Linked DNA regions of Mus musculus: all the other regions are linked to region 3. Evidence: chromatin loops called from intact Hi-C (ENCODE). Cell type or tissue: left cerebral cortex. All regions are shown on one strand. Region 1 has its middle 20 kb from the start of Gm32515. Region 2 has its middle 10 kb from the start of Gm51825. Region 3 has its middle 12 kb from the start of Gm40680.

What was found. Peaks named below come from ENCODE experiments on the same cell type or tissue, not always from the same donor. Only the 100,000 strongest peaks of a DNase experiment are listed, where the experiment ranks them.
Region 1: a loop joins it to region 3, with 2.5 times the contacts of the local background. A loop is called at or near these places in 5 of 42 quality-filtered maps.
Region 2: a loop joins it to region 3, with 8 times the contacts of the local background. A loop is called at or near these places in 2 of 42 quality-filtered maps.

Annotation. Positions count from the first base shown.
Region 1 is chr10:67,643,166-67,645,665 of GRCm38, forward strand. No RefSeq gene overlaps it. Among named protein-coding and RNA genes, the nearest start is that of Gm32515, 20 kb to the right of the region's middle. In left cerebral cortex, no CTCF peak of the experiment used is centred here; DNase peaks (open chromatin) are centred at 727 and 1,317.
Region 2 is chr10:67,491,324-67,493,823 of GRCm38, forward strand. No RefSeq gene overlaps it. Among named protein-coding and RNA genes, the nearest start is that of Gm51825, 10 kb to the left of the region's middle. In left cerebral cortex, no CTCF peak of the experiment used is centred here; DNase peaks (open chromatin) are centred at 1,045 and 2,441; H3K27ac peaks cover 221 bases.
Region 3 is chr10:67,716,386-67,718,885 of GRCm38, forward strand. No RefSeq gene overlaps it. Among named protein-coding and RNA genes, the nearest start is that of Gm40680, 12 kb to the left of the region's middle. In left cerebral cortex, no CTCF peak of the experiment used is centred here; a DNase peak (open chromatin) is centred at 1,312.

The DNA.
Region 1 (2,500 bases), 73 kb before region 3:
ATACACATAGTTAAGAAAAATAGATCATATAGAAGGAAACAAATCTCAAAGGCCAGGAATTGCTCTAGTCCCAAAGGAAGTTGGTGTTAAGAGAAATGAGACTCCATGCAGTGTCACCTTTGCTGATGTCGCCTTGTCTTGAGGTTAGCAGGCCAGTGAGTGGAAGATCCTCATCAATAACATTTTTAATCGATTGTTTTCTTAAGGTGAGATAAAGAGAAAGGTGTTGCAGTGGACATGGAAACCCCCATTGTCTAAACCACTGGATGGAAGAGTTGCTAATTAAGAATCTTCTAATTATCTCTAAGTGAAAAATTTTAAGATTTCAGAAACAGCTGCTGGGACCCCCATTACAAACCACTCCCCTTCCCCAGCATCTATAAGGCACAAGTGTCATGTAAGGAGGCCTTCATAGTGGACGGGGGTATCTCTGCTGCTCTCCTTAAAGCATCTGATGTGCAAGAGGCTACCGAGCATTTGGTTGTGATTCGATCAATGAACAAGGCTAGGAAATTCACAGAACAATGCTAAACTGTATCCTTTCTTGTGGGTTTGATGATTTGCAGATGAGGCAGCAGTTTTAGCTCAAATCTCTGAACTTAGCTTGTACGGTTGGTTGCCGTGGTTCAGCTGCCTTGTTTTGCTGGGAGGACACTTCTGCAACTTCTCGGAGACATGAACTAGGTCACCAGAAACTGCTGCTTTCACTTCGAGGCTCCTTGCTCAGGGCAAGGGCGAAGAAGACACAGCTAAGGGCTCTCCACACACTCGACAGATGGAGTACTGGTTGCAGCCTCCTCCACAGGACACTCTGCTAGTATTTTCTCTACCAAACTCTTGCTGACAAATGAGAGGAATACATTATCCTGCACAGTCGAACAAATACCCTAATGGGACAGCTCCAGGTTGCCAGCATGCTGATGACTTCAGAATCTTTTCCATCATTGTATCTGTCCTCCTCTTCCCCTCCCCTCTTCCTCCCCTCCCCCCTCCCCTCTTCCTCCCCTCCCCCCTCCCCTCCCCTCCCCTGCCCCTCCCCTCCCCTCCCCTCTCCCTCCCCTCCCCCTCCCCTCCCCTCCCCTCTCCCTCCCCTCCCCCTCCCCCTCCCCTCCTCTCCCTCTCCCCTCCCCCTCCCCTCCCCTCCCCTCCCTCTCCCCTCCCCCTCCCCCTCCTCCTTGGGGGAAGTGTCTGGCAAGCAAAAGCCTGTGACAGTTCAGGGTGTCACTTCCTTCCTGGATTGTTTGCAGTAGAAGAAAAAGATACTTGCTTTCTCTTGGGTATATCTTGTTACTTTGTTTGTTTACACAGGAACCTTTCCAAAGCTTTTTCCCTCCCCACCCCCACAGGCCACTAACCAACCATCACAGATAAGTCAGAACATGAGACTCTGCATCAGCCTCTCCCACCAGCTAAGGAAAAAGAGTTATCATTTCTGAGTTTAACAAAGCGTTTGACTGTGAAGAGGAGTGGTAGCTACAAGTAACCAGGGTTCTTTACACAGAGAGAAAAGAGATAGCTGGGGTCAGGACATCATCAGAGAACCCCAGAACTATTTGCTTTGTTTCTGCATTTCTGTGGCTGCCACCTTAACTTGGGACATGGCAGAAGCCCTTCCCTAACCCTGTGGGTCACATTCCAAACAATAGAGGCACCCAGTCGAATAGCTAGAGCCTTAAGACAATGCTACTGCCCACATTAAAAAAAACAACAAAACAAAACAAACAACAAACCAACAAACAAAAAATAGAGAAAGGGCAAAAAGGTGGGTTATCCTTCTCTCCCTACTGGCATGCAGGAAGCCCAGGGTACCACATACTGGTGTGCCAGTGTTCACAGGACAGCAAGTGCTGGTGGCTCCCAGGCTGACTCAAGAGTGGAATCTGTGCCCCTGTTGGTTAACTGAGGACGACATGGCTTGTCCTCACTTTTTTCCTATCATAGTGCTTCATTTGACAAGTCTGTACCTTTGAGAGGTCCCATGGGAGCTCATTTTCAACTGATTCATCCAGACCCACACTGGTGAGAAGCCCACGGTGGTCAGTGCATAGCCTTTTCCTTTTCTTTTCTTTTTTTCTTTTAAGAATCAGACTTTCTCTACGTAGCCTTGGCTGTCCTGGAACTTGCTCTGTAGACTGGGTTGGCTTCGAACTCAGAGATCTGTCGGCCTCTGCTTGCCAGATGCTGGGATTAGAGGCATGTACCATACAGCTTGGCTAGCTTTTCCTACTGGGCCCATCTAGCCTGCTGCACAAAAATATTTGGATTTGGAGTTGCTGTGTATAAGGACACCTAAATTAATTCACTATGTGTGGACACCCAAGTCCTGAAGACTGCATTCTGACTACCGTTTACCCACTGAGGACTTAGTGAATTATATAGTTCCCCCAAGTTCTAATAAGCAAGCCTAACTAGGAAATGTAGATAACGCCTGTCTCTCAGAGTCATGTTCCCTCTGTTAATTAACTGAGAATACATACAGAGCAGAAATGCACGGAACAAG
Region 2 (2,500 bases), 230 kb before region 3:
CTAGAAGGTCCACTAAGATCTACAGTGAACATATTCGATCTGAGCTTCTGGTCTCAGATCCCTGATCTCTGGGAGAAGGGAGGTAGCTAGGCTATCATCCATCCTTCCCACCCCACCCATCTGTCCCATCCCATTCATCCATTCAAGCCTCCTTCCCTCCCTCCTCATCCTGTTCCTCAAAGGAGACCTATTACATGCTCATGATAGCTACGTTCCTTGCTGGGCATAGTTATAAATTGACATTATAGCAGGAAAAATTATATGTGTATATTTATATACATACATATATATATGTATATATATTAAACACAGAATATGACACACATGTGTGTGTATGTATTTATATAGTCCATCCCACTTTGGATTAACATACCAGAGACAGATGGTGATCCCAAGTGAAAACAGACACACAGAAGCTGTGGTGGACAGCAGAGTTATAGAGAAAAGGCCGAAATGGAAGAGAAGGTTGTCAGGTGAGGAAGTTGCTGTTGAACAACCTCTCCGAGAGAAAGACATTTATGAAAGAAGAAAGCCTTGGGTAAATGAAGGGAGGCTATTCCAGTGTGGGGAGGGGATCCTGAGTTGGACTCCCTGCTGGAGTGTTTGGACCATAGTAAGGAATACAGCGGGAATGCTCCAGCAGGAGGCTACTACAGGGGACAGGAAACCGTTGAATAGATAGGTCCATCCTACAGAGTTCCTTCCCAGCTAGGATCTTCTGGAGACAATTTCTGATTCCTACAGAGTGGTCCCAAGGTGGAGGTTTAGAGGATGGGTTAGCTATCTACTTTGGGGGCGGGGCTTGCTTCGTGGAGAGTGGAAAAACTGGACGTGGGGCGCGCTCGTGCTGGGAGGAAGGGTTTCCTGCCGAGAAGCCTGGAGCGCTTTTCCCTTTAGTGGAATCAGTTCTGTGGTGGCGCTTCCCCTCCCACCTGTGCGATGGAGGCTGGCAGGAGGCCTGGGTCTTCCTAGCAGCCCTCTCAAGGCTGATTCATAGCACCAATTACTCAACATGTATAGATTCTAAAATAAAAATAAGTTCTTCTAAATGAATCTAAAAATGTACCCGTATTCGTTGAGTGCTTGCATCACAGACTGTGTTTAGTTTAGATCCTCCTTGCTTGCCTTCTTACACCAAGCTGCAAGATGGGGCGCTAGGAGGAAGAAACTCACACAGGCTGAAGCTCTTGAGTTCTATACTTAAGTTCTATCTCCATGACAGCCCGACAGCCCCCTGACCATGTGGAACCTGCTCACGTGGTCTCGAGGAACCGTTTTAGATTCTCCGCTCCTGCTTGCTTATCTAAGAGTTACTTTCATTGGGCTTATTCTATCTCTCTCCTGGTTATTTACCATCCAGGCGGGGAGGGCTGCATTTTCCTATATTTCTTTGAACTGGACAATGCGCTTGTCGATTCTAGCTGGTCTTTGGAGCCCTTGGAAAAAGCAGAAAAATGCGAGGTGGTGGAGGTGCGGAGGGGAGACTAGATCTTGCCCTGTGGGGGAGCCTATGAACTTGTAGATCAAAAGATCAATCTTTGATTTAAAAGATGGAACCACTATTCACGAACCGCGTGGTGACTGGCCAAGAAGAAATACAGTCACTTGTTGTCATTAAAAGATTAAAATAGAAAGCTGCAGTTCCCCACCCCTCCCCCAAACCAACCTGGAGTCCCATACACAAGGAAGGTGGGGGCTGTGACTCCACTTAGTCTCATTAATTGCTGATAAGTGACTGGTCCATAAGACAGAACTGAAAATTCAAGCTGACAAAGGGGGTGCGACCGGTCTACCTCTAGAGAGTGAGCCAGAACCATTCATTGCTCTATTAATTTTTTTATCATTGCCCTGTCTCTTAGTACAAAAGTGTTTAATCTGAGAATGTAAGTTCTGAGACAGGCTCCAGTCTCTAGCACTCCATACAATATCTCCATATCTTGTTTACCTAATTCTACACGCTATCAATAGACAGTTAAATGTGGAGCATCAGGGCAAAGGCAGAGCTCCTTAGTCGAAAGGATTTTGAGAAACGCTATAGTTAAATACTATTGAAAGGGTTTTCCCTTCTGCAAGATTCCCCAGGACTTTCAACATTCCTAAATAGTGTGTGTGTGTGTGTGTGTGTGTGTGAGAGAGAGAGAGAGAGAGAGAGACAGAGACAGAGACAGAGACAGAGACAGAGACAGAGACAGAGAGACAGAGAGAGAGACAGAGACACACACAGAGAAAAACCACACCCATGGCCCAAATTTGGGTCATCCAGTCCCCTTTCATACAGGGATATATTAGCAGACTCACTCGGTATCAGAACTAGAAGTAAAAAGGCTTATTCTCCTCAAGCTCTTTCCATTTGCCCAGAGAAACGCAGGGCAGGAACAAATCTGAAAGCAGAGGTAGTCATGAGTCATCACTTCGAAGGAAAAGTAAATGTCAGATTCAAAATGTCAGGAGGTCAGCCTTGAGTCATCCCGGTAGCCTAAGAGGAGGATGCTCAAGACAG
Region 3 (2,500 bases):
CAGAAATTGTGAAGGACGGGTTAGGAAACTTTCTATCCTCTTATAGGGATTTCTGAATATGTTCATTTGGGCTTTCTTGTTCTGTGCATCTTCCCCAAACAGGAAGGGAAAGAGGAAGGGAAGAAAGTTGAGAAAGAAGGGAGGGAGGAAGAAGAGGGAGGAAAGAACCCATTCAACTAGGAACTGCTAAATACCTCTTGGTAGATAGGATGATGGATTTGGTGACTTGCCAGCCTCTTTCCTAGCCAGTTCCAGATGAAAGACGGACCTCTGGTTCTTCTGAGGGGAAGCCCTTTGACACCTGGCAGGAAGCAGCCTCGGTGAGTGTGGAAGCAGACCTTCATCTAAATGTTCCTAAGCTTCATTCCATCAGTTTTCTCCTCTGCAGACAAGGCTGTTCCTCACGGGTCTGAGAACCACGGAACAATGCAGAGGTGGAAAAGTCCCCAGCATCTCAAAGTACAGCTTCAGATGTCCCTAGTGGAGCTGTGCAGAGTGCCTTGCCCAACCGCATCGCTGGATTCTTGGCCATCCTAGAATCAGCCGTCATTGGTTGGATACCTACTGTGCAGTACACAGCAGCACTGTTTCATGCCTATGCTGTGAGCTTCACAGCTTCTGTGGGGGACCGGTGCTATGGTTTCTATTTGTGGGTGTGGAAGCATTAACTAGGAAAGATTTGGATCCAGTCAGAGCTGACCCTGTTGTCTGTGCCAGGGACATACTTCAAATCCTGATCTTTATACTGAACGGCTCTGCCGCCTCTGGCCTACAGAGTGAATTTGGGCTGTCTCTGAAGTTAAGCTAGGCTCAAGGCCTTCATTACCTTCATCCTCTGCGGTATAAAGCTTCCTTGTACTTGATAGATTTCAATATATTTGCTTTTTAAAATATTCTTTAAAAAAACTGATTATGGGACCTTCTGGGGATCTGAAAATTCACTTGTGACCTTTGAACTTTACAAGTTTTACTCTGGGGGAGAGGGGAGCGTTTGATGCCACAAGGTTAATTAGACTGAAAGTACATACGTTCCCACAGAACTGTCAAAGTCAATGGTAGTGTCATAGGAAATAAAGTATGTCCACAGTATTGAGGCACTAAGCGTGAGCCTAACAGGCTCTGGGTCTGCCTGGACTGGCATCTGATGTCCTGCCTGAGAAGACAGAACAAGAAATGAATCACCTGCCGCAGTGCTATGTGCTATTTTCAAGCTGTTTGGCTCATGAGTCCTGCACAATGTAGCAGCCCACTCTAATTTGTCACACCAAAGGCTTCCTTTTGAGTAAACAGCGGTCCACACTTCTGTTGGCTCTGAGTCACCGCTTAGTGTTCAAGCTGAAATGCCAGCACTGTCTTCAGCACAGTATACAGTGTGAAACCAAGTGGGCGGGGCGAGATGGGTACTTCCCATGGAAACTTCCATGTCCCACACCGGAGTGGAGCCTCCAGCAGAGTCTCTCACAGCATCCTTGTGGGGCTGTCGCTTATACACAGTCACCTTCTCCTCCTCTCAGCAAACCCTTTTTCCTCATAGCTAAGGAAAGAAGAGCCAGTCGAGTGAGTTGTCCAAAGACCCTGGAGTCTTCTATATGACTTGGCTATATCACCTCATATGATCTTACACCTTGTCTCACAGGCATCCTCTCCTCCAGTCAAATGACATCTTCATAGCATCTTCCACTTGACATGCCACTATGACATCATCATAGCCTCTTCCATTTGTCATGCTACTATGACATCATCACAGGCTCTTCTGTTTGGCATGCTACTTCACTTCCCATCCGTGTATGTATGTGTGTGTGTGTGTGTTTCATCATCTCTCCATACCATAGCTGTTCCTGAGTGGTTGGCTAGAGACTCCGACTAGACCCAACTCAAGCATTCCTACCTCCCACAAAGCCTTGTCAGACAGGTGACCTTCCCCAGAAAAACCTTCTCCCATCAAAAAACAGCTGACTCCTCTGCACCCCATGCCATTTGTGTTTTGACTGCACAGTTGCTTATTGCATTGGATCCCATAACTTATTAGATATGAATTAGATATTAATATGTCTTCCTGGGCCACAGACTTGAGAAGTTGCTAAAAGGGCATACAGATACAGCTGCAAGTAGTGAAAAGTATGACCAATTAAGAGTGGGGGAAACTAGGGGATTATTTATTTTTAAAAATACATTTTTTGATAGATAACGTTAGGACAATTGGGGTATTTGTTTGTTTGTTTGTTTGTTTTTAAAGACAGGATTCACTTGATAGCACTGGTTGGCCTGAAATTTACAATGTAGACAAGGCTGGCTTCAAACTGATGGAGGTTCACCTGCCTCTGCCTCCTGAGTACAGGATTAAGGATTTGTACCAGCATACCACACCCAAATTTATATCACGAGGTGCCCTGTTTCCTTGTATATTTCTGCCCAGCTATTTTTATCCTGTGGCTGTTTTCCTTCTGGCTCTCGCCCAGTGGTCTAAAATGGCTGGCTCTTTATCATATCTAGTTTCGAG